4 separate regions of the Homo sapiens genome follow, and regions 2, 3 and 4 are each linked to region 1. The links are chromatin contacts, found by Hi-C or POLR2A ChIA-PET in ENCODE. All regions are on one chromosome and are shown on one strand. The core of a region is the stretch at or near the end of the contact, and the rest is flanking DNA. Distances in the headings are between cores, read along the strand shown.

Region 1 (6,902 bases), core at 1,007-3,506:
TGGAGGTCTTGTTCAAACACAGTCTGCTGGGCCCACCCCCAGGGTGTCTGATTCAGCAGGTCTGGCGGTGAGTGGTGAGGTGGGGAGGAGGCAGAATCTGCATTTCCAGCAAGTTCCCAGGCAAGGCTGCAGCCGCTGCTGCTGCTCCAGGAGCCCCACTTTGAGAAGCCCTACCGTAGTGTTCACATTTGGGCACCATGTGCAAGTATCGGTTTTATAGTATTTTTTAAATAATAATTTATGAAAATGATCCCTGGGCCAGACTCTTCTCCACCCACGCCAGTGGTTTGTTGTCTTCACCTTGTCGGTCGGGAAACCACTCCCTGTGTCTAAGCCCCGTCTCTCTGGCTTCGTTCCAACCACCGCCTCTCCGCAGTGAGGTCAGCTACTCACAGGAAGGATAAGCCACGCTTAGAACAAAGCTCCCACCCACTGGAAGACAATGACCAGACCCCCGCCCCTTGAGCCTTCTGTCTAAGAGCAGAGCTCCAAACCCTTATTTTCGGCACTAGAGCAGCCCTTTCCTGGTTGCATAATCACAAGCCTCAGCCTCAGCTTCCCGCTCCTTCCCCCTAAGCTAGAGGATGTGCAAAAGGAACGCTGACACCTGTGTCTGTGGAAAGGTTATGACTTCCCTGTGACGAGCCAGAAAGCTCAGAGCCCGACTTGCAGGAGCCTGTGCACCCAGAGACTTGCCATTATAAAACCAAGAATGAAACTGTGCATTGGGAGGAGAGGACGTTGGAGTCCTCCTTCAGAAGGCCGGTTCTGTCTCATGAACCCCGTTTGAACCTCTTGGCTGTGAAGGTGAAGGCAGGGTCTTGGGACAACCTCCAGGTCACCCCAGGAGGAGGCCCCAGCAGTGGGGCTCTGATCACTGTGGCAACCCAAATTCCCTGCTCAGAGGTTCTAGACACTCTCTGCCCTCCTTGCCCCTAAATAAGTGGAATTGAGTCATGCCCACGGTCCTCTCCCATCCAGCACCCCTATGAAGCTGGTGGCCACCATGCAGAGCCCAGAGAGGGACATCTCACCCTCAGTGTCCTGAAAATCATGTAGTAACACAATGCCTTGGAGCACATACCTGCTGAGTGGAGTGGCAGTGTCCCTTGGCCACCCGGTCCCTTCTCATGCACCTCACAGCCTCACAGAGGGGCTGCTCCCAGCCCCCTCCCGACCTGCCTCCAGCAACCCACCTCCCCCTTTCCTCCTCCTCTCTCCTTCTGCCCAGGGAAGCAGTGACCCATCTCCCCTCTGTCCATCCTTCACATGCTCCCTCCATTTCTGCTTTCAAAAGAGGGAGAAAACATTTTGATTATGAAGCATTTCCAGGGCTGTTTAGGTTTGCCATTGCTAGGTCTTTTGTTTGCCTTTCCTCCTAGCCTCCACCTGGGTTGAGGCAACATTATTATCTCCTCTGTACAGGTGAAGAAATGCTAATTGAGAAAGGCCACGAGACGGCCAAGTTCAGACACCCATGCGGCCTGGAGCAGGGCAGAGGCCCTGCCACCTAATCGCAGGGCCTGGCGGTGTGCGGGACACAGAGACATCGGACCCTCGTTCCAGAGCCAGTGACTGCTGGAGGGAGACACGAGCGCCCCGTGGTAGCAACAGAATTGAAGAGGGTGAGAGTGCAAATCCTACCTGGTCAGAGGCAAATCCTACCTAGGTCTGAATTGAGGGATGATGAGGAAGAAGGGAGGTGGGCAATGGTTGAGTCAGGGCTTCATCCTCTGTACTTCTACCAGCCTTTTAACCCTTCAGTTGTTCTCACAATCGTATCCTCACTTGATTCCTAGAAGCACCACGGGTAGTCGGGAATGTCAGGGGAACCATGGCTCTTGGGCACAGAGACGCATCCCAGGTCACACTGCTTGGCTGTGATGACTTCAGTGAGCTCTTTCTAGCCAGGGGATATGTTATAGGCTTTGTGAGTCCAGTGTCGAGAAGCAGGAGGCCCTGTTCTGCCCGGTGGCCATCTGGGAGTGGGGTCACTGTGACCCTGCTGTGTGTGGCCAAGGTGGCAAGGAGCATCGAGTCCACTGAGACCAGACAGGAGCCCACTCCGCTCCTGCCCCGCCTCCACCTCCCACCTCACCACCTGGTTTTTGTTCCAGGCAGCCACATTTCTCAGCTTTCCCCCAAGCTGAGACCTGGAGGGGATCCAGTTTGACCAGTGAGTTGCACGTGGCAGGGTGCCGGGACGCCTGGGGAAGTGTGGTGTTCCAGACACAGCCACCGCCCTGTCTCCTCGCTGCTTCCTGCCTGAATGCAGAAGCGGAGTCCGGCTGGGGGTGGCCATCTGGCGACTCTGAGGACAGAGTCTATGCTTGGGATGGCAGAGCCGGATGCTCAAAGGAGCCTGGATCCCCAGCACTTCCTCATGTGGCTCCACCAGCCCTGCCTGCTTCTGGACTTGCTCTATAAGAAAACGAAACTCCTGTCAGGTTCAGTGGCTGTGGTCGGCTGTGGTCAGGGGCAGCTGAACAGAACTTGAAGTCTCAAAGGTCATGAAGCCCATCAGAAAACAGGAGCTCCCTGGCGCCTGCAGCCTCTTGGTCTCAGATCCAGCTCCTGGGACCTCAGGGCCTGCCCCTTCTCCTGCCTTGCACCCCAAAGCCTGCCTGGGACCCACAGCCCCCTCCCTGCGGCTGCTGGGAGCTGCGAGTGGCACCCACGCACTCTGGGCCTGGTCTTTCGGCCACGACACTCGCCACCTCTGCTGGGCAGTCTCAGTAAGTATTACTCCTTCCACGCAGGCCAACTGTAGGTGGCCGGAGGACAGTCGAGCAGTTCCTTCTGTCTGTCCTGCCATCCACAGCGGCCAGTCTTGCCCAGATCCATGTGGTCTCAGGACTGTGCTGAGGGGTCCAGGGAGGCTGCTGTTTTCCCCAAGTTACGCACAAAGCAACCATAGGTGAAGGGGCTTGCTGGGGGCCTGTGGCTGGTGAGTGGTAGAGATGGAAGCAGAACCTCATTCAGATGTCCCTGTTCTGTGGCTCTCAAAGGGAAGATCCCTGAGCACACATCAGAATCACCCAGGACATTGCTCACGATGCACACTCCCCAGCCCCACTCCAGGCCTACCAAACTGGGATGTCTGGGGAAGATTCCCAGGAATCTGCATGGTTGGGCACCCCCCTCACAGCCCAGGCATGATTCTGGTGCACACCGAAGACCAAGCACCTCTCTTGAGCTGAGCTCTCTCCCCAGGCATGATTCCGGTGCACGCCGAAGACAAGCACCTCTCTTGAGCTGAGCTGTCTCCCCAGGCATGAGGGTCAGACCTGCAAGGTGTCAAGTGCAAGCCTCCATCTCATGGTTCGTGGTTCCAGGTGATGACCCTGAGCCCAGCACCCCAGAACACAGAAGCACTTTCAGCCTGCAAAACAGCCAAAAATCCTGATGCCCAGGCTAAAACCTAGACCAGAGAAATCTGAATCTGTAGGGGTGAGACCCAGGCACGGGCACTTTTAAAAGTTCCCCTAGTGATTCCAAGGCCAGAGCTGCCTGTCCCCAGGCTGCGTAGGGGAGAAAGATGCTTCTTCCTGGGGGAAGGTGGTGGGGTGAGGCTATTAAACACACAACTAGGCCCCACCCCAGAGTTTCCCATCCAGCAGGTCTTGGGAGGGCCCAAGAATTTGCACTTCTATCAAGTTCCCAGGTGGTGCTGGTGCTGCCGGACTGGGAGCCACACTCTGAGAACCCCTGGAGAAGGAAGCAGGAGTGGAGGAAGAACTGAGGGTGGTTACATGTGGTCCTTGTTAAGGGGCAGGTGACTTGCTCCACTGAGCAGGGCCCACCTGTCCTGTTTTCTTAGGTGCTATGGATTCTCCAAATGCACCTGCTGAGGATGGGAATGTGCCTCTCCTAACATCACTGAAGCCATATAGATAAAGAATTGTGACCTTCCATCCAGGGCCCCGGGGATGGCAGGGCAGAGTGTGCGCTGCACAAATCCGGAAGCCACCATTCACCTCCCCTGCACTGTGGCCCTCCCTGGCATTGCCAAGCCTAACACATTTCCCACTGAAAGCACAGCATGTGGCTGTGGAAAGTTTCCTGTGGCACCTCAGAAATTCTGCACCCACATTTGCTTTCATTTGTCTCCTTTCTGCCCCTCCTCATTTCTGTTGGAGCTCCATCCCCCTGGAGGGTTTAGGATGGGATGGATCTGGCTGGCTTGGTACGGGGGCCTCTGCCCTACCCAGGACCCACCAGAAGCGAGCCTCCATCCTGGAACCAGGCGCTCGGCCTGGCTGACCCAGCTAATCCGGGCATGGGCAGCTCAGCCAGGTCAGGAGCATATGGCCTCCCTCCTTTGCCACTTCGTGCTGCTGATTAGGCCTCCTCCACAAGGAGATAAACCTGCTGGAGGAATTTGTTTTCTCTGGCAGCCCACACTCTGTCCAACAGAACTGCAGGCTGACTCACTGGCGCTGGTTTCCTCTGAGCCCCCGCCCATGCACGGCCTGTCCGGGCTTCTCCCTTTCAGGAGGCACTTCCTGGCTTGACCTACGTGTCCTGGGAGTTTCTGTCTTGTGATTCGGGCCCAGCTGCCACCACATTCCTTCCGTGACACTTGGCTGGAGTGGGTGGGCAGCCGTGAGCGGGCTGGGGAATCTTATCAGAAGGTGTTCCGTCTGGGGCCTGAGCACAGAGAGAACTCGCCAGCCCAGGAGCTCGGCTGGCAGGAGTGGAGGGCCCCCAGGGGAGGCCCCTCTCCGCAGGGAGAGAGGGCAGGTGGGCAGGGCCCGTGGGGGAGAACACACCCAACCCACCAGTGGGGAGTGAGGCCTTGCCAGGTATGAAACCGTTGGGGAAAGAATGTCCAAACCAGCTGGTGCCTCCCTCATTTCTATCTCCAGACCAGCCCTCTCCCCTGAAATCTGGGGTCATAAATCCAACTGCCTCCCTGACAAGCCTGCACTCCTGATTTCTACCCCCAAAAGCTATGTACGCCTCCCAACATCTCAGCAACTCCATCGTTTCTTAGCTCAAGCCAAAAATCATGATGCTATCCTTGACTCCAAGCCTTCGGCACATTCTACTTGCCTTTTTTTTTTTTTTTTTTTTTTTTTTTTTGGTACACATGAGTTTGACTGGATGACTGACTGAAATGTCACCAGCAACTCTCCACAGGGCCAGATGGGCACTGTGAGAAGCCCTCCCTCCCTTTTACTTTCTCCCCCAGGGCAGAGAGAGGAATCTGCCCTTAGGCTTACTTCCCTGGGAGGAGAGCATCATCCTCCAACCTCTCCCACCAAAGTGAGGTCCCCATGAGGTCACTGATGGTCCTGAGTTGGGACTGAAGGCTGGCAATATTCTTCTCCAAGCCCTGCACTTGAGACAAAGCCTGGAAAAGCCCCTGGCTGGGCTAGCTCACAGGCTTCCTGAGAACTGCTACTCAGAGAGCTGTGCTCTAGCTGGGAGGATCACCTTCTTGCAGGTCATGCCCCATATTTTGCTTGGTCCTTGGATGAGAGGAGGGAGAAACAGAGGGGACGAGGCATGGACCAGATCCCTTGGCAGTAGCTAAACCTTGGGAGCTGCCACCAGCTGCAATTACTTGCTTCTGCCTTTAATTTCATGTTGAGAAGCCACGGGTGATGGAAAAAGAAATTGGTCCCCATGGGCAGAACGCTTTTTCGATATGCATTTATTAGCAAAGCTTCTGAAGGTGTCGTAAGCTGAACGTGAGGCAGCTGCCTCTAGAAGTGAGATTCACATGCAGGGTGGAAATGGTAGATGGGAGATCTGGAGGAGAGACACTTTGGAGAAAAAACTTCTGTTTGCAAGGGACCGTTATTTTAAAGTTCAGAACATTTTTGCAACTATCCCCCTACCCGCCCCCCGGCAACCTCCTGGCTTGTCCCTTATTTCAAATCTATTGTTGCTCTCTAAGGGCCCATCCGAGCTGATGTTCTTGCTGATGTTCTTCTTCGAATCAGTGAACCAAGGAATTTTAGTACAGGTGCACCTCGTTTCGCATAATTGATATGTGTCTGAAAAATGATGTGTTAATTAGCTTTGTTATAAATTAAATGCTGTTTTAAATGCAACAAGATGGTTTGCATTTTAAGATAATCTGATGGCAAATTCATTATTTTCAAAGGCTCTTATAGCCAGTTATACTCCGGTTCATGGCTCCTTCCCCAAGCAGCCTCAGAAACGTCGCTGGGATGGATTATGATTCATATCATCACAGACATCCACAAATAGAGAGAAACTCAGATATTTTCACCGTGGTTTCCAAATGCTTTCTCTTTTTTCAGCCATGGAACTAATGTTTCAAATGAAATCTGGCTCAGAGCTGAGTGAATGGGACAGGGGAGAGGGAGGCCTCTCCTGCTGAATTAGTGTGGAGAACCCAAATCCCCACCTGCCTGACACCCGTGTAGCTCCCTATGCTCCCTCATGAAGTCCCCAGCACCCACTGGAATGCCCAATTTGAAAAGCACTGCTCTCAAAGCGTCATAAGCATTTTCTCTTATCAGCAGTTCTACCTCTAAGACTCTAGATCCTCCCACTGGAGCACAGATGTTCGTCACAGCTTCATTTTTGACAGCAAGTATTATAGAGGAAAACAGTTTAGCTCCTGCCACTGCACCGTCAATGGAGAATACACGGAGAGCCCGGACTTAGGAATAACGAGGCATCCCTCCCTGTCTCCCACAGGGGTGGAATCAGTGGAGCCTAGTGGGGAGGTAGAATTGCCACTCTGGGCTAGTAGGAACAAGGATCTTCCCACCCCCGCCCCCCTCCCCAGGCATTAATAAAGGACAAGTAGAGAACATGAACTTCTACTTCCACCTGGCAGTAACAAGACAGCACAGTGTCTCCACTTTTGCTGCTGGAGCAATCTCAGAAGAAACCAACTGGAACAGAAGGTTTAAATAGAA
Region 2 (6,655 bases), core at 1,830-4,329, 160 kb after region 1:
ATTGTATATTTCCAGAATAGGCAAATTCCATAGAGACAGAAAGTAGATGAGTATTTGCTGGGGACTAGGGAGAGGAAGGAGTGGGGAATGCCTGCTAATGAGTATCAAATTTCTTTTTGGGATGATAAAAATGTTCTATAATTAGATAGTGGTAATAGTTGCACTGCTTTGTGAATACGATTTTTAGAAAAACACCGGGCCGGGGGCAGTGGCTCACACCTGTAATCCTAGCACTTTGGGAGGCCGAGATGGGTGGATCATGAGGTCAGGAGATCGAGACTATCCTGGCTAACAGGGTGAAACCCTGTTTCTACTAAAAACTACAAAAAAATTAGCTGGGCGCGGTGGTGGGCGTCTGTAGACCCAGCTACTTGAGAGGCTGAGGCAGGAGAATGGCATGAACCCGGGAGGCGGAGCTTGCAGTAAGCCGAGATCACACCACTCACTCCAGTCTGGATGACAGAGTGAGACTCTGTCTCAAAAAAACAAACAAAACACTGAATTATTCACTTTTAAAAGGTGAGTTTTGCGGTATATGAATACCATTCACATACCATATTTAAACTCAATTTAAAAATCATATAGAATTGAAGACACCACCCTGAACAACACAGTGAGACCCCATTTCTTCAAAAAACTTTTTTTAAAAATTAGCAGAGTCAGGGCAAAGGAGAGGAGCTGAGATGAGAGGGTTCCTTGAGCCTAGGAGGTTGAACTATGATTGTGCTACTGCGTTCCAATCTGGGTAACTGAGTGGAAACCCTGTCTTTAAAAAATAAATAAAGGAAAACAGTGGTGTACTTCTAATAAACTGCTATCAAACCTGGATACTTTTGACAGTGAGGGGTCTTACTTAATAGTTACACCTGTCTCAGGTAAACCAGAATGTATGTTCTCCCTACTTTGGTGTGTTGAAACTATTTTTCCTTCAGAAATGTGAAGAATATAAAATTCTTCTCATATTCTTCTTTAGCAAGTGAAAAAAAAAAAAGGAAAAGACCAAGAAAGCCATGTAATTCAAGGAAACGGGAGAGAGAGATTTCTCTATGGAAATGAAGGCCATAAATGTGTGTATAAATTGCAGTGCGTAGATATAATGCAATCAGGACTTGATTCATTTGTATGATTTTGCTACTTCACTCTTGTACATAGCCAATCAGTGTTTGAATAAAGAGTGTAATATTGTAATATAATAAAACAGAGGCTGTGAACTAAAGACGTACATCATCGTAATCTGTGGAGCTTTTAAAAAGTACTCTTGCTTGGATATTAGTCTCAATTATGATTTGCTGGTTTTATTGTGGGGCTAGGGCAAGTTTGTGCATGCAGAGTATATGTTTTAGTTCCTCAGTTGAATCCGGTGTTCTTTTAAATTGAGAACCACTGCATTAGATCAGTGAGTTTTATTGATCCATTTATTGAACTATCTAGTTATTATTGTTTTATGCAACAATAGTAAACGGCAGTAGGAACTGAGAGAACCTCAATCTAAACAATACACACTTTAACAGTCCCCGCACCCACCCCTCCTAGGGCCATCCCTGTGGGTAATCTAGCAATTGTGATTCCTCTAAGTCTTTAATAATTGAGATTGAGAGGAGTCATTTATTTCTCTTTTTTTAAAGGTACCTTGAAGCAGGAGTAGTAGTGGGAAGTAAGAAGCTCAAGTTCCTTTGCAAATGCTTGCAACTACAGTATATCCCTGGAAGGCAGGGAAAGGTTATCAGCGTTGATAGCAGAGCAGGAGGGATTGGGAAATGGAGACCTTTGAGGAGGTCAGAACTCTTAAATTAGCTGATAAGTGCTCAAGGCATTTGTATTTTGACAGCCCATGGTAGCATCAGATAAATTGCCTTTTAACGGGGAACGTATTGACATGTAGTGGTCCTTCCACATGCTCTAGTTTCCCTTGTGCAGCCATACACAACTTAGTAGAAATTGTTTTAATATTCTACTACTGAAAAGTACCATAAACTCATGAAATTGGGGTTAGATGGCTCCTTGAAGGTTTTATCACATCAGTGGCATTTTTAACCACTATTTAAATAGTTCCGGTGGTGATAATGTACTGTTATGGAAAAAGACATGATATTAGGGCCAAAATTTCAACTCTGCCTCCTAGTGTGACTTTGGGTGAGTACTGATTGTTTTTACTCGCAGTTGCTTCATTTAGAAAGTGGAACAGATGCCATCTACCTCACAGGGTTATTGTTACTGTTACATGAGATAATATATATTAAGGTCTAACACAGCTACTGATAAATGTAGAAGATATTTAATAAATATTAAGTTACCTTCCCTTCTGCAGTTCAGTGAAGAATAACTTCTTTTTTTTTGGAGATGAGGTCTCACTATGTTGCTCAGGCTGGTCTTGAACTTCTGAGCTCAAGTGATCCCTCACCTCACCGTCCCAAAGTGCTGGGATCACAGGCGTGAGTCACCGCGCCAAGCCCAACAATAACTTATAACTCCAAAAAATTGGTTCTTAGAGAATGTCCAATAGCCTGGGATTGTGAAATCTCATACTTTGACTTTTGCTTTCATTTGTTAAGCAACTATGGTAGCAGCTGAGGTTATAGGAGTAAATACAACAGACTTGATCTTCTCCCTTGGTTACAGTTTGGTTGGGGGAAAAGAAATCAAACATTTAATTGTATAAGGAAGTAATTACAGTTGAGGTAAATGCCATAAGAGAGAAGTACAGTCTGTTAGGAAAGTGCATTAGAAATCCTAACATAGTTTGGATGTTAGGGAACATTTCCTTGAGGAAATAATGGTAATACTGAGACACAAAGGATGGGTAGGACTGTCAGTAAGGAGAAGGGCTTGGGATAAGAGCTACTGAGAGAGAGCAAGGTGGTAGTATGTATGAAAGCCCTGAAACAGAAAGGAGTTAGGAGCTTTCTAAGTACATAACAGCTTGTGTCAAGAAGCTTGCTGGGCAAGAGGAAGTGTGGCATGGAATGAGGAGTTCCATGAGTAGAGGAGTGACAGGATAAGGCAGAGCCTTACAGGCCATGTTAAAGGCTTGGGCTTTTAAGAACAGTGATAAGTGACATGATTATATTGGCACGTTAAAAGGTTGCTGTAATGAAAATGAGGAAATTGCACTGGAGGGAAATAAAAGTGCCTGCTGAGACCAGTTAGGGGGCTGTTGCAATGCTTAGGGTAAAGGTGAACAGTGGCTGGTACAGAAAAGGAACAGGCTTGGTGTGTTTGGTTTAAGAAAATGTTGGGTTTTGAGATACCTGTAGGGTATCTTAAGTTGAGTAGTTGAGAATGTGGTTGGATATAGCCAGTTAGGCTAGTGAGGTAGCTCTGGCTGAGGCCTTTGCAGTAGGCTGATAAGCTGAGTTTCTGGTATTTGTCTTTTATGCAGACTTAACAGCAACTTGAGTGCATGTGTTGTGAGTATTTTTATACTCATTATTTTACAGTTTTTAATATTAAGTAATGATTATCACTTAAGTAATGGGTATTGCATTATTTTACAGTTTTTAATATTAAGTAACGGTAATAATAATGGCCAACATTGAGCACATGTGCAGATTACTAGGCCAAATACTTCATATGTGTTATCTCTTAATCTTTACAAGTTTATGAGCTTTATTATTAGTCCAGTATTTTAAAGATTTGGCATCTGAAGCTTAGAGAAATTGAGTAACTTCTCAAGGCAACCCATGTAGTAAGAGGTGGAGCTGAGGTTTGAATGCAGGCGGGCATGCTGCAGACCCTGTCCTGTTAACCATGTTAACCACTACCGTATGCCACTTCTCTGTGAAATTTGAACCAACCAGACAAACCAAACAGAATGACTGAGGGACCATTTATTAGTGAACTTTTATGGAAGACCTGTGTATACTACACGTTGTACTATAGGTGATTTGATACAGTCTCTTATTTACATCAACATTCACATGGCCTGTGAAGTATGGTTTTTGCCTCATTTTAAAAATGAAGAAACTGTGGCTGAGCAAGTAAGTGACTTGGTCAAGATCACTAATAGCTATTTAGTGGAACTTGGATTCAAAATGGACTCTTCTGTGTTATACTACTTAAAAATAAAAACTGTGTTGACTTAAAAATAAGAAAATTTCGCTGGGGAACACAATTAGATTTAGTGGTTCCCATATATCAAGCCACAGTCAGACTAGTTCTTAAAAAAAAATTAGATCTCAATGTTTAAAATTATAGATTGAATTTAGAGAACAAACAGCTGAGAAAATTGAGATACTTAAAAATAAATAATAGGTATTTTACGTGTATACAAAGTAAAGACTTTATTAAAATTATTTTAGAAAAGATAAAATGAGAAAATATTTTCTAGGAAATGTGTATCCATTTTATAATATCTGCGAATAGGTTAGACAAAATTACAATATTGATGACTGGGTTTTTTTTGTCAATAGTTAATTGTTAGCATTTGTATAGGACTGCATCTTGATCTTGCTGTAATCACTCTGTCCTTTAAAATTTCTTCTGTTTCTTCCTTAGTTTTGAGAAGACAAATGGAAATTAAGTCAATGAGGTAACATATTATAATGCATCTTAAATATTGGCTTCTTTTAGCATCAGAGTTAAGACTCATCTTACCAGTACTTTCTACTGCCTACTAAAAATTAATAAGAGGCAATTAAGCATAGTATTAACAGTGTAGCTCCTTTGGGATCTGGTTTTTGGAATACTCTGTTTTCAGTAAGCCCTTTGCAGAGAGATTTAGTCTTAGGTATATACTAAAATAAATATATATATATATACACCCATCATGTGCCTTCCACTTTTTTACTGACAGTTGATGATGAGGGACATCTTTTGGGTACCGGATATCTGTAAAGTAATGTTATATTTGGTTTTCTTTCGGTCGATGGGTACACCATTGAGAGCTGTGGCCATGGGGCTTGTTATTACAGTAAGAAAAAGCCTATCTCCTGAGGCTAGCAGAACCTGTCTGAAACAGATAATTGGATTTTGATTGGTTGGCTGGATGTGAGAGCCTTTTTGAAGCAGTCTTATAAGGTGCTTTTGATTTTAGGAAGCCAAATCAACAAGTTACTCTTCCACTGTCTCCTGCCTTGTCTTTGTTACAGTCATTTATTTGTCTTTTTTCATGTGATTATGATCTGTGTATCTTACGAGAATTGCTTGCTCTTCTTTGAATGCTGTCTTCTGTCACCCAGCACTGCTGTTCAGCAGTTTTTGAGGACTTAACTCACACATCATCATTTCTTATAAAGACTGCCATACTGAGTTACCTATAGGATATCAGAAACAGTCAACTTCAGAACTGTATGAGAAGTTTCATTTTTAAGGCCATATATGTGTTTGGTTTTTTTTTTTTTGTATGGTCTGTATTTATTTGTAAGGTATCTTTGCTTTCTATTTCTAGCTTTCTGTATCATCTGGCATTTTGACTTAGATGATTTTGGTCTTCTTGACACTTTAGATATGTTATTAGTACAGTTTTTATGGCTAGAATAGAAAATATAAGATGAAATGACAGAGCAGAGAAAGAATATTTATGATTTGACATGAAAATGACCTACCTAAAACATTTTTGAATGATGTATAATCTCCTTGTCCTTTTGGGAACAGATTATAATCAGCTCTTAAATTATCAGCATGTATGTATCAGGATACTTTCTGCTGCAAGTAACAGAGGCTAATCAAAACAGGAAAGATTTTACCATCTCATATAATGAGAAGTACAGTAGGGTGGTTCCAGGGTTGGTTAACTCCAGTCACTCTTTCATCTTTTCTTTGTTATTTTCATTTTCTTCCACTCTTTCATTCTAAATTTTTTTTTGTTAAATTGCCCATAACTATTAGCATAGTCTCTAAGCAGTGTGTGGTTGACATAAACTGTGTTTATGCCTGTGGGGGAGAAGAAGCAGTAGTCATAGGCTTCTTTGCTCTGAATTGTTTCTAATGATTCTAGTGTATTTTCTGTTTCATCTTTTATTCTCGTAGTTGAACCCAAAGGAATATGAATTGTTGTCTAGATACCTAACAGTGTTTATTTGTAAATTACATGTAAACATTTAATGAAACAAACTTTAAAAAAGCACAGAAAATCAGTGTTTCTCTCTGTAGTCAGAAGCCCCACAGACAATAAAGCATCCTGTCAGTAAATCCATTGCACTTACTGTGATGTCCCTTGAGTTGTAAAACATACTAATCTTTGCTTAGCAGAAATTATAATCTTCAATTAATATTACATATTACATTTTTAGAAGTGCTTTATAGATATTAGAACCATGGAATGTTAGAGCTATGTTACCCTAAGAAGGATCGAGAATCACTTGTGTAGTATTTTGGCTGGAACAATCCTAAACTGAGGAATATTCTGTATAATGACTGGCTTATATTCTTGAAAATGTCAGTGTCACAAAAGAGAGAGGCCAAGAAACTGCTCTAGATTACAGGAGACTAAAGAGACTGACAACTAAATGTGATATATAATCCTGAATTGATCCTGTTACTGAAGAGGGTAAAAAATGCCCTAAAGAACATTATTGGGATAAGTTACAAAATTGCAATTATGGCCTGCGCTTTAAAGTACTGCGGCAATGTTATATTTATTGAATTTGATAACTGTGCAGTGGTTATCTTTATATTAGAGAATATTCTTCTTAGGAAATTTCGACTTTAAATATTG
Region 3 (6,698 bases), core at 3,256-5,755, 180 kb after region 1:
TGTTGGAGATGTAAGCAGAGAGAATATGGCATAAAATAATCAACAAGGAATTGGGAAATGGAAGGTTTCTGGAAATGGAAGATTGTAATATGAAGGGAATATTTGAGGTTTAAGGTTCATGACCTTCATGAACTTAAAGTGAGATTAATTGGCTTGATTGGCATGCTAATTTTTTTTCACCTAGCCATATTTAGCTACATGGAAGCTGGTCTTCAGGGGTCAGATTTTGCAACAAAATGGAGGCAAGGGGTTGGAGCCAAAAGGAGGTGAGGGTGTGAATATGTAACTGGATAAGGAAGATAGTAAGGAACACGAAGTGGGTTAGGGCCAGTGAAAAAGTGGGAGTTTGAGATCAGCCTGGCCAACATGGTGAACCCCGCCTCTACTAAAAATACAAAAATTAGCTGAACATGATGATGGATGCCTATAGTCCCAGGTACTCGGGAGGCTGAGGCAGGAGAATCACTTGAACCCAGGAGGTAGAGGTTTCAGTGAGCCGAGATCACGCCACTGCACTCCAGCCTGGGCGACAGAGTGAGACTTTATCTCAAAAAAAAAAAAAAAAAAAAAAAAAAAAAAAGACTTGCTATAATTGTAGACTTGACTTAGTTTTTTTGGTGTTGGCTTTATATATAGGCATACCCTGTTTCTTAGCTGAAGTTTATTTAGGAAAAGTGTATTTTTACATCACAAAACTCAGTAGTCTAACAAACTGGTATATGTGAAAAGTCACAAATTATATTCCAAGTATAGTTTGTAGAATATTAGAATTACATTTAGGCATTTTGAAGCATGTAAAGGGAATGTGCATCTCTGATGTTGCTGGCAATAAGCTAGACATTACAATATTAGAAGCCTTTGAGCCATTGTCTTCCATGTGTGTTTGTGCTAAACATTTTTCTAATTGCCTTTCATATTTAGCCCTTATTTTTGCTTAGATTTGTAGAATGCACAAAAAAGTTGAGGAAGTGTTAAATTGTGGAGAAGGAAAAAAAGCCAGTGAGAAAGTAACTGCATATGAAGTCATGTAGTAAGCATTTTACATCCCTTAGCCATGGTAATTTACTATAAAAGGGGATTTTTTTGTGTGCTGAATTTTAAAAGAGAAATGATTGGGGATTATGGTTGATGTGTAACGTATTATAATTTTTCCCTACTTGAAATAATGGGAAATAAATTTCTGGTTATGGTTTTTGCACAGAATATCTGATTTTCAGGAGCAGATTCCTAACTGTAAGTGTTGTTAGGTACACTCAGATTTAGAACTGATATGTCTTCCTGGTGAATTGAACTTTTATTGTTTTGAAGTATCCTTCTATATCTATCCATGCAATCCATGTATATGTATCTAGTGTCTGCCTCCTGCATTCAAGTTTACTATGATAGCCACACAACTTTCTTTTGGTTTGTGTTTTACATGGTGTGTCTTTCACTATGCTTTTACTTTTTTTCTGTATCCCCATATTTAAGATGTGTCCTCTGTAATCATCATATAATTGGGATTTTTAAAAATCCACTTCTATTATCTTCTTTTAAAAATTGAGGTTTAGTTTAATCCTATTTAATGTAATTACTTACATATTTGGATTAAATCTGTCATCTCTGTTTGCTTTCTATTTGTCTTTCCTTTCTTGCCTTCTTTTGGGTTATTTATTAATCCATTTTTCCCCCTCTTAGCTGTTTGTGCTTTTACTGTTCTTGCCATAGTTACCCAAGAGATTACCACATGCATCCCTGACTTTAAGGTCTAAAGTAAATGAGCATTTTTTCTACTTCCTAATCAATGAAAGGATTTTAGGACACTTTTATTTCATTTTGCTATCCTCCCCTATTATGTACTATTACTGTTATGTATTGTAACATTTGAAATCCCACAAAGTATTATTGTTTAGTCAGTATTCCTTTATTCCTTTGGAGTTACTCAGTGAACCCTCTCAACCCTGTTCATTGCACTTCATCTTTTGTGCATATCCAAGCTGTATATAGGGTTCTTTTTTCTTTATACTTGAAAAGTCCCTTCAATATTTCCTGATAACAGACTCTGTTTGTTTGCCTTAAAGTTGCCTCTCTATTTTGCCTTCATTTCAGAAGGATTTTTTTTTTTTTTTTTGTCAGATACAAAATTTTGGTTTGGCATTTCCCCACCAGCATTTTGAAGATACCATTTCACTGTCTTCTGGCTTTTATTATTTGGGAAAAGTCAGCTAGCTATAACTCTTATTGTTGCTTCTTGAAGTTAATCTTTTTAAATTTTTCTGGCTGCTTTTAAGATCTCTCTGGCTGGCTGAACGCGGTGGCTCATGCCTGTAATCCCAACACTTTGGGAGGCCGAGGCGGGTGGATCATGAGGTCAGGAGATCGAGACCGTCCTGGTGTTAGGAATAACACTCAAAATCCTAAGGAAATTGAACACTCGAACAAAGGATTCTTAGCAAAGCAATTTACTTCTGCACAGAGGGGTGCCTCATTGGCCAGTCGCCATGAGAGCACACCTGAACAAAGGGGCACGAGAGCCTTTATTCCTGACGCAAGTCCTGCCCCTGTACCTTTTTCCCATTGTCTGGGGTCGGGTCGTACAATCTAAACTAATCCCGGTTGGCTAAACATTTGATTTTTTTTTAGATAAGGTGGGCATGTAAAAGAAAGCGGAGAGGAAAGGGGAAGGGGTGTCTGTAATGAGCTAGAAAGTTAGTCCTCTTTCCAAATAAGGAAAGGAATGTGAGCTGGTACTGATAACGCCTGGTACTGTGGCGTGCCTGGGCATCTAACAAAGGCAAAAGGAGAAAAAGGGAAAAAGGCCGGGGTGGGGGTACTATGAGTTAAAGAATAAAAGATTGATCATGTTATTTGAAGAGAAACTTCATTGTATCCCATCCTGGCTAACACAGTGAAACCCTGTCTCTACTAAAAATACAAAAAATTAGCCGGGCGTGGTGGCACGTGCCTGTAGCCCCAGCTACTTGGGAGGCTGAGGCAGGAGAATCGCTTGAACCGTGGAAGCGGAAGTTGCAGTGAGCCGAGATCACGCCACTGCACTCCAGCCTGGGTGACAGAGCAAGTCTCTGTCTCAAAAAAAAAAAATCTCTCTTTGGGGGTGGGGGACCTCCTTCTCCCTCCCCCACTCTTGCCCCCGTCCCTCTCTTCTCCCTCCCCTCTTTCTTTCCTTCTCCCCCTCTCTCCCCTTTGATGTTCCTAAGTGTGGTTTTCTTTGTATTTATTTTGCTTGAGGATTGATAGAGCTTCTTGAATCTGTGGCTCGATGTCTCATTGGTCAGTTTTGAAAGTTCTTAGCTATTATGTCTTCAGATATTTTTTTCTTGCCTATATGTTTTCTCCTCCCCTCTGAGACTCCAGTTACATGTACTTTGTATCCGTTTTCCATGTGCTGTAATTTCTCATTCTTTTCTATATTTCTCATTCTCTTTTTGTGCTTCAGTCTAGGTGTTTTATTGTTTCCTGTCTTCTGGGTTGATTCTTTCTTCAGCTGTGTCTAAAGTATTATTAAAACCATCCATCACTTCTTTTTCAAAATTGTATTTTTTGATTTCATGTTTTCCACTTTTTGTTTATGAAAATTCTTCATTTTACTTTTTAATTCCTTGAACATTTAACTTGTTTTAAACTTTTTTCTGATAACACCATTATCTGGATCTACTGTGAATCTGTTTCTATTGCCATTTTAAAAATCTTGGTTTCAGTTGGGTTTTGACCGGTTATATTTTGATTTCCAGACATTTATATGAAACGTGAAAAAATGTGAATTTCTAGATGATGTTATCTTTCTGCTGAGAATTACTTTTGCTACTGGTATGCAGCTAGGCCAATAAGAGTAGTTGGCCCGGATTGCCTTAATCGAATGAGGGATTGAGATGATTTAAAGCTGTGCTTCTCTTCCTGCGTGGGCTAGTCTGTTGCTAGTTCACCTTTATACCTAGAGTATAGTTCTTTGGAGTCTGTCCCTATGCCTGATGTGTTTGCCAGGGCTGCTCCTCCTTGGCAGACCCTAAATCCAAGTTTTGTATGTCCGCCCACAGGTCTCTTGAAAGCTCTGTTAACTTTCTCAGTCTCTCGGGCAGTAGTTTTGGAATCTACAGGCAGATGAGTCCAGAGACTGGTCTCACCTATTTCTTCCAGATCTCCGCCCTGCAGATTCTCTAGTTTTGAAAGTTCTCTAGTGTATAAAACAGATTATCTTGTGTTTTTCTTTTCTAGTTGTTCTCAAAGGAAGGTTGGTTTGAAGCAAACTACTCCACCATTGTCAAAAGCAAAAAATGCCCAAATATGTTCTGGAATTAAGAATTTTTTAGGTGATATAAGGTAGTACACTGTATCCATCTTACAGCCATTAAAATATCTTGCATGCCTTAGCGATACTGTCTCTGTAGTAAAATGTATTAATATTTCTCTTGCCTACTACAGTACAAGTGTTTATATTGGGAATTGGATACAATGTGATCTGTTAAAAGAAATATTCTACAACACAGCCTGTTTGATTGGGCCCCACGAGTGACTAGCCATCTTTCAGTTCCTCTAATGTTTCCTGTTCCCTTTTGTCATGGGGCTTTTGTACATGTTGTTCTCCCTGCCTAATATGTATATCTCATACTCGAGTTTGAGTATGAGACACATCCTCAGGGGAGCCTTTCCTGAACCATAAATTTAATTCAGATAAATGAACTTTCTAGTTTGGAATTATGCAAACTCATTTGCATTATGGTTTGATTAATGTCTTTTTCTTCTACTAGACTCTGAACTCTGCTAGATTAGGAATCATATCCTTTTTTTTTTTTCTGACCATGTTATCCTCTGTGCATAGTTCAGTGTTTGGAAGTACATTTATTAGAAGTAGGTGAACAATTAATAGGTTATCAGTTAATAGATGATCAACTACTGTTTGTATCAATGAAGAAATAAAATAATGAGGGAAGATAAATAAGAAATGCTGTGCTGATGTTAGTGCTGGAAATGATAAGAAACGAAAGGCTTATAGCTTTTGAGCAAAAGCCAGATTTAATCACACACTGGATTTGCACAGTACAATTGAAGTTTTATTGATACACATGTACAGTATTGAAAATACTTGCATAAAATTCCCATGGGAATGTATTATTATGACTGTTGTATTATAGCATTCATGCCCCCATCTCCTCGTATTTTTATTATGTAAGTCTGAAAGCACTAGGTTTTTAAAATGACACAGCCATCATTCAGAACATGACAAACTATATCATTTCCAGTCATCCTACTACACAGAATAAATGGAATAAAAAACGCTTGAAAGATTTTTTAAGTCTTGAAGGAAAGCAGACTTAAAATTTATACACACACACACGAAGGTGCTGTGGTTTATTCTACCAAGGGAAATTGATTTTCACTTCATCTGGAAGTGCAAACTGAATCTTGACTGATAAGGAGGTGTTCATTAAATGGCCAAAGGAATGTTTCATTTAAATGCATATTTTTACGAAAGTATATAGTGGCTTTGTGAATTGACAAATAGTGATTTGGCTGGAGGCTAGGGCAATTTGCAAGAATTTGAAAAGACAGATTGGGGCTATCCAGATTAGTTCATTGTTTGGTATGGAGGTCATCAGAAGTTTTTAAGGATATTCTGTGTTGTGAAGAACAGAAGTGCTGGAACCAGATTCCCTGAGTTTATAACCCCAAGCTCTGCCCCTTACTACGTGACCTTGGGCGTATTGCTTAATTTTTCTGTGTCTCAGTGTCTCTATTTATAAAATGGAGGTAATAATTATAGATTGCTATTAGGATTGAATGAGTTAAGACATGTCCATGCTTAGGAAAATGTCTAGTACATAGAAGAATCTCAGTAAGGCTTGGCTCTTGTTGCTATTATTGTATACATTGAGAAAACCTCAAACATTATTGTTGCATTAGTTTAACCAGAACTAGAGACACAAAGAGATTCAAGAGGTATTTTAGGGGTAAAGTTAACAAGACTTCAACTTATTTACTAATTTTGTATAACCAGAAATTTCAACTAATAATGCTGTGTGCAGTGTAAAAGCAAATTTGAAATTTGTATAACACTTACATGATTTGTAAACTTACAGATTTTAAATCTTCTAATTTGTGTTTTCTTTTAGATCTTGTAGAAAATTTCAGCTGTAGCCCTTGGACTAGAAGCTGAAATAACAGAAGCTGTGTACGATGCATTAGGGTATTGAAGAAAATTAACTTTTGAATTAAATATTTGGAATATAAGGAAATAAGGAAAGTTGACTGAAAATGGGGCGGAAGAAAATACAAATCACACGCATAATGGATGAAAGGAACCGACAGGTAAATGAAAATTTTAATTTATTTAATTGATATGAATATTCTTTTAAAAAAAGAACATAGGACAGAATGGTTGGGTTTTTCTTAAACTTAATTTTAAGTCTAAATATTTTTAGTTACAGACTAAATGAAAAATTCTAACAATCATAAAATTGTATCTTTTCATCATCTGCTTTAAAGAGACTTCCTTATTATAGATATATGTCACCAAAAATATAGATACTCAAAAGTAAAATCACCACAATCCCCACCATTACCAATCCATTGTATAGATTTCTCATAAGATATTTAGTCTTCTATGTATTTGATTATATATTTGACTGTTAGTCTTTTTTATATTGATTATTTTTAAGTTATCACATCTGTTTTTATAATTAGCTAAGTTAACTATAATTATC
Region 4 (6,335 bases), core at 2,073-4,572, 130 kb before region 1:
GTTAATCTTGAAAATACACTTATTCCAAAAAGACTCCATGGTTTTTAAGTTCAAATAAGATCTAATCGAGTTTCTAAATAATTCCAAAAACAAAAGAACATCATTCTTACAAGAATGCCTCTGAGCTGTCATTGAGTATGTTACTCAGAGGATGCCAATCTTGTTTAAACATGAAAAAAATGTTTTCCTTTAGACTTGCCTTCAGAGTTTGAGGCATGTTCTTCTCAATATAATTGATGGTATCATATCCTTATCATTTTGGGGGTAGATTTGATCCCTAGAATCCATGAAAAAATTCTATATCAAGATCTTAAGGGAATTTCAAAACAAATTTCAAAAATATGAATGAACACATATCATTGGATTGGTTTTGCTGGTTTATGATCTTGAAGGGCAATATTTATTTGCTTACGTGACTTCTGACATGCCTGCTGAAAATTTAGTTATGTTATTGTATAGTCTAAGTTATGCATGTTACATTTATTTCTGTAAAACTGTGTCAGCTATATAGCAGATCACACACACAAATTTGAAAATGCGTAAGAGACTGGGGCTATTTAGCTTGTGGGCAGCTGGCGTTCGGTCAGTAATGTCTTATAGAATACTCCCATCACTTGCATTCACAGAGATAATTATAAGACATTAAGGAAAACTTAAATTATGTTAAATGTGCAACAAACCTCTAGCAGTCTTGGATTTCACTTTTTTTTCCTCCAAGGATTTGTGAGTTTCCTCAAAAGTCCACAACTGTTGTAATTTTGCTAAGCAACAAATCTGAATCATAAGTGTGAGGTTTGTGTGCAGCTGCAAGTCTGGTCTGCGGCCACTGAACAAGTGAGGTAGTTTAAGGAATACATTAAGTCAAAAAATATTTACTGTGCACCTACCATGTGCTAGACTCTGCTAGGTGCTAGGAATATGGGGAATATAGCAGCAAATAAAATCAAAGCCCCTGTTCTTATGAAATTTATTTTCTAGTGGGAGGTACACACTGTGGTTTGACATGTAAATAAATGAATAAGTAATTAAATAAGTAAATGCAGGGAGGGAATAAATAGGATGCTACAATTGAGAAATAGGGAATCTGCTTGAAGTCAGGGAAGGCCTTTGTGAAAATGTGATGGTAACATTCTGAAACACAAGAAAGAGTCTACGGTTGGGAGGGTTGGGAAGGAGCATTCCTGACCGAGGAATAGCAGATTCAAAGCCTCCAAGGGAAGAAATAACTTGACACTTCATTGGGCCAGACAGAAGGAAGGACAAGGTAATTAGATTGTAGCGAGGTGGGGAAGAGAGGTGGGCCAGGGCTGATCTGGAGACCATGTTGCTAGTAAGATGGTGTTAGAGATTTTATTGAAGTGCAGCAGAAAGCCAGGGCAGAGTCTGGGGGCAGGAAAGGACCATGATCTGATGTATATTTTAATATCACTGGCTTCTGTGACATTGGAGGGGGTGAGAATAGAAGCAAGAAGACCAATGGGGAGGCTTGTTGGTTGGGTTCAGGCAAGAGATGGTAATAGGGTGAGCTTGGTGTCAACAGTAGAGGTCTCGGAGAGGCTAACAGATTCAGTATGGATTTTGGAATGTGGACTCTTATGGGGCCCTCACCTACCTTTGTTCTGTATTTCTCTCTATTCTATAGAGGGTGTAAGTTACAGTGGTGTTCCCAGATTTGGTCATTACCCAGTTCATAAAATATCAATAAAATAAGGGTATGTTCTTTGCTTTTTAAAAAATAAAATAAGTGATTAAAAGATTTTAAAAGGTATACTTTCTTACCTGGAAAATTATCTTCAGACCCCCATTAGGGTCCAGATACCATTTTACAGCATATTAATCACATTCTAGTTTATTCTTTCAGCAAGGAGATAATGGTGCCTCCTGTGTTCCAGGCACAGAGCTAAGGCATGTTGTTGCAAAGGTGGGCAAGACAATCCCTGCCCTTTAAAAGGTCATGTCCTGGGGCAAAGCAAGCAAGAGCCAAATAAACAGCTAAGTTACTATTCAACTTTGTGGAAAGAACCAGGCTACTGAGTTAGCTTGGGTAGATGGTGGCTAGCAGAGGCTTTGACCACTTTGTTGATGCTGCTGATTTTTCTGTGGTATTTCTGTATTTAATTTCTGTTCTTTTCTATCATCCAGTAATTTCTCACAATTTCTGGTCCATGATGCCTGCCAGTATCTTTTTTTACTGCTTTTGTAGATTCTCTTTCCCACCTTTTAAAATAATGTACACTCAGAAACATCTCAGAACAGAAGCATCAAAGTTTATTTGTATTATTAAGCATAATTTACCACAGTTTGATTTTGGCTCCCTGGTCTGTGAGCATGATTCACCCCACGTGTAGAGACCAGGTCCTTTCTAGCTAGGCTGCTTATTTGCAGTGACCAGTCTGGGTTTAAAAATATAAGTACAATAATTTGGTGTTAAAGGATTTTAATCCTCATATCAGAGAGTCAGGTTAAACTCCTTCTTAGGAAGATATGAATTCTGCTTTTTAAAAAATGATTTTAGACTATATCTAGGATTCGATCCCAATTGTTACAAGGAATGTCTAAGAGGTTGCGTTGTTTGATAATTGCAGTTAACTTAAGTGTGTGGGACATCCTGAATGCTGTTCTTAGCCTTAAAAATGGACTAATATTTCAAGTGAATCTGAATTGCTTTTAATTTTTTTAATTGTCCAAGGAAGATAGTGCTTCACAGTTTCTGAAAGTCATCTATCTCCCAATAAAGAGCCCTTTTCTCTGTGTTAGAGTTAACAAACATGTTTGTGTTTGCAGTTATTTTGATAATAAAAAACTTCATCAATTACAGAAGTATTTATATTGAGTTTACATTTGGAATATTTTGTAGTATGAACTGAAAAATTAGAAGTAAATACTAACTTTTCTGTTATTGTTATTGAATTATATGGGATATTTTAATCACTATTAATCTCCTGAGTTAGGTGTTACTCTTTTTTCTTTAACAGCAATTCGATGATCTAAATAGTTGAGTAAATAACCCAAAGTTGCATGGCCAATAAGTAACAGGATTATGGTTTGAACCTATTTGTACGTACCAGAGTATGTGTATTCCACAGCTCAAGAGAAAGAAAATGGATATAAAAAGGAAGACTTACTGTACACCAAATGGAATTTGGCATTGAAATGTTGTCTTTTATTTATTTGTACAGTAGTCCCCTATTATCTGTGGGAGTATGTTCCAAGACCCCCCGTGGGTGCCTAAAACCTCAAATAGCACTCAACCTTATATCCACTACGTTTTCTGGAGCTAATACCCTAAATGACTAAGTGACTAATGGGCGAGGAGGGTAGACAGGGCGGGTACACTGGACTAAGGGCTGATTCATACAATGAGGTTTCATCATGCTGCTCAAAATGGCATGAAATTTAAAACTTACGGACGGTTAATTTTTGGAATTTTCCATTTAATATTTTCAGACTGCAGTTGACTGTGGGTAACTGAAACCTCAGAAAGCTAAACCGCGGATAAAGGGGGATTTCTGTATGTTCTCAACCCAGTGTGCTCTGGAGCTCAACTTAGAGCTATTTTTAGTGGTACCGGAAAAAGCAAGTGCTTAAAAATATCAAGTCTGTCATTGACTCTCTGTGGTCACTAGCTTGGTGTGGAGTGGGTGGCTTCCTTCCCATTCCCATTTAAATTTTAGGTTAGGTCATTGTGCATCAGCACAGAACTATGATTTAAAGGGGACTTACTGTGTTTTTCTTTTGAAATTGACACCATAATGTTATTTTTGTGCCTAATCTAAGTAATTACTATGTGGCAATAATAAAATCATTTTCAGAATACTCTATAAGTAGCTGAAAAGTTTCAAGGTATTGTGTATTTAGCACAAAAGTAAACAATGCAAACAACTGTAAAGTTAGAGACACTAAGGAAATAAGGTGTACAGACTTATGTTTGCTCCCAGGGAAGGGGTAGAAAGGATTGGGAGTGGTGTGAAAAGAGTAGGATTCTACCAGGATTCCAAAAAGAATGCATTGTAACTCTGTGTCAGGAATACAACATTAATTTCAGCATGACACAGCAATAAATATTTAAAATCAGTCTGTCAATTTCTACCAAAAAAAGCCTCCTGGGATTTTGATAGGGATTGTGTTGAATCTGCAGATCAGTTTGGGGAGTGTGCCATCTCACCAGTGTTGTCTTCAAATCTATAAACATGAAATATCGTTCTGTTTATTTAGATCTTCTTTAATTTCTCTCAACGGTATTTTGCAGTTTGTAGCATATAAGTTTTGTACTACTTTTGTTCAGTTTATTACCAAGTATATAATTTTTTTTGGTGCTGTTGTGAATGGAATTATTTTCTTAATTTAATTTTGGAATTGTTTTTTCCTGATGTATAGAAATGCAATTGATTTTCTAATATTGATCTTGTATCTAGCAACCCTTTAAAACTTGTTTATTAGTTCTAAGAGTTTTTGTGGATCCCTTAATTAGTATTTTCTACTAAGGATCATTTTATCTGTAAATAAAGTTTTACTTCTTCTCTTCCATTCTTGATGCTTTTTGTTTGTTCAGTTTTTGCCTTCCGGCCTTTGCTAGAATCTCCAGTATATTGTTGGGTACCAATGGAAACACTCAGCCTCCTTGCCTTGTAGGCACAAGGGGGATTTAAGGGGAAAGCACTCAGCCTGTCACCATTAACGTAGTGTTCCATACGTTCTCAGCTAGAGGTGTTTTGTAGATGCCCCTTATTGGTTGAAGGAGTTGCCTTTTGTTCCTAGTTTGTTGAGAGTAGTTATCATGAGTGGATTTTAGATTTTGTGAAATGCTTTATTCTTATTCCATGAACATGTGTATTACATTGATTTTTCAGCTGTTGAACCAACCTTACATTTCTAGCATCAGACCCACTTGTGGGGAAGAGAGGTGGGCCAGGGCTGATCTGGAGACCATGTTGCTAGTAAGACGGTGTTAGAGATTTTATTGATGTGCAGCAGAAAGCCAGGGCAGAGTTTGGGGCAGGGAAGGACCGCCATCTGACGTATATTTTAATATCACTTTGACTTCTGTGTAGAAAATAGATTGGAAGGGGTGAGAATAGAAGAAGACGACCAATGGGAAGGCTTGTTGGTTGAGTTCAGGCAAGAGATGGTAATAGGCTGAGCTTGGTGTCAACAGTAGAGGTCTCGGAGAGGCTAACAGATTCAGTATGGATTTTGGAGTGTGGCCTCTTATGGGGCCCTCACCTACCTTTGTTCTGTATTTCTCTCTATTCTATAGAGGGTGTAAGTTACAGTGGTGTTCCCAGATTTGGTCATTACCCAGTTCATAAAATATCAATAAAATAAGGGTATGTTCTTTGCTTTTTAAAAAATAAAAAAAATGATTAAAAGGTTTTAAAAGGTATACTTTCTTACCTGGAAAATTATCTTCAGACCCCCATTAGGGTCCAGATATCATTTTACAGCATATTAATCACATTCTAGTTTATTCTTTCAGCAAAGAGATAATGGTGCCTCCTGTGTTCCAGGCACAGAGCTAAGGCATGTTACTGCAAAGATGGGCAAGACAGTCCCTGCCCTTTAAAAGGTCATGTCCTGGGGCAGAGCAAGCAAGAGCCAAGTAAACAGCTAAGTTACTATTCAACTTTGTGGAAAGAACCAGGCTGCTGAGTTAGCTTGGGTGGATGGTGGCTAGCGAGGCTTTAACACTTTATTGATGCTGCTGACTCTTTTGTGGTATTTCTGTATTTAATTTAATTTCTGTTCTTTTCTATCATCTAGTAATTTCTCACAATTTCTGGTCCATGATGCCTGCCAGTATTTTTTTTACTGCTTTTGTAGATTCTCTTTCCCACCTTTTAAAAAAATGTACACTCAGAAACATCTCAGACCTACTTGTTCATGATAAATAATCATTTTAAGTGTTGCTGGCTTTCATTTGCTAATATTTTGTTAAGGACTTTTGCACTTATGTTCATGAGGGATATTGGTCTGTAGATTTCTTATGATGTTTTTGTATGGTTTTAGTATCAGGGTAATGTTCATAGAATGAGTTGGAAAGTTTTTCCTCCTGTTTTCTGAGACAGTTTGTGAACAATTGATATTATTTCCTCCTTAAATATATAATAGAATTGAAATATTTGTTAGAATAGAAAAGCCATCTGGACCTGGTCTTTTCTTATGGGAGGATTTAAAGATTTAAAATTACGAATTCAGTTTGTTTTTTTTTAATTTTTTTTGAGACAAGAGTCTTGCTCTGTCGCCTAGGCTGGAGTGCAGTGGCACGATCTCGGCTCATGGCAACCTCCACCCCCCGGGTTGAAGCAATTCTCCTGCCTTAGCCTCCTGAGTAGCTG

The links. A loop is a pair of places that touch in the nucleus more often than their neighbours do. ChIA-PET counts read pairs that join two places held with the same protein, here RNA polymerase II (POLR2A). Pooled maps may share reads with other maps.
Region 2: a pooled map shows a loop between it and region 1 (2.4-fold over the local background). The contact joins two enhancer-like sites. A Hi-C loop is called at or near these places in 1 of 168 maps with a recorded cell type or tissue (Right ventricle myocardium inferior) and 1 of 50 pooled maps. POLR2A ChIA-PET finds 5 or more read pairs at or near these places in 1 of 52 experiments (MCF 10A).
Region 3: a loop to region 1 is called in a pooled map, with 3 times the contacts of the local background. The contact joins two enhancer-like sites. A Hi-C loop is called at or near these places in 1 of 168 maps with a recorded cell type or tissue (Right ventricle myocardium inferior) and 4 of 50 pooled maps. POLR2A ChIA-PET finds 5 or more read pairs at or near these places in 1 of 52 experiments (activated CD8-positive, alpha-beta memory T cell).
Region 4: a loop to region 1 is called in a pooled map, with 2.7 times the contacts of the local background. The contact joins two enhancer-like sites. A Hi-C loop is called at or near these places in 1 of 168 maps with a recorded cell type or tissue (chondrocyte) and 4 of 50 pooled maps. POLR2A ChIA-PET finds 5 or more read pairs at or near these places in 1 of 52 experiments (MCF 10A).

What each region holds. Positions count from the first base shown.
Region 1 is chr15:99,450,660-99,457,561 of GRCh38, forward strand. No RefSeq gene overlaps it. Among named protein-coding and RNA genes, the nearest start is that of LINC03080, 19 kb to the left of the region's middle. RefSeq lists an enhancer at 2,269-2,578. Within about 2 kb of position 2,257, at least 26 of the 41 ENCODE cell types and tissues checked have a DNase peak (open chromatin) inside an H3K27ac peak, as active enhancers do.
Region 2 is chr15:99,611,937-99,618,591 of GRCh38, forward strand. The region is part of intron 2 of MEF2A (myocyte enhancer factor 2A); the gene reads left to right. Among named protein-coding and RNA genes, the nearest start is that of MEF2A, 49 kb to the left of the region's middle. RefSeq lists an enhancer at 3,218-3,267. Within about 2 kb of position 3,080, at least 11 of the 41 ENCODE cell types and tissues checked have a DNase peak (open chromatin) inside an H3K27ac peak, as active enhancers do.
Region 3 is chr15:99,626,871-99,633,568 of GRCh38, forward strand. It overlaps MEF2A (myocyte enhancer factor 2A), which reads left to right. Exons shown (of 12, transcript NM_001319206.4): 3 at 6,108-6,303. The coding sequence starts at 6,250. Among named protein-coding and RNA genes, the nearest start is that of MEF2A, 64 kb to the left of the region's middle. RefSeq lists an enhancer at 2,161-2,811. Within about 2 kb of position 4,506, at least 7 of the 41 ENCODE cell types and tissues checked have a DNase peak (open chromatin) inside an H3K27ac peak, as active enhancers do.
Region 4 is chr15:99,320,874-99,327,208 of GRCh38, forward strand. The region is part of intron 5 of LRRC28 (leucine rich repeat containing 28); the gene reads left to right. Among named protein-coding and RNA genes, the nearest start is that of LRRC28, 73 kb to the left of the region's middle. Within about 2 kb of position 3,323, at least 8 of the 41 ENCODE cell types and tissues checked have a DNase peak (open chromatin) inside an H3K27ac peak, as active enhancers do.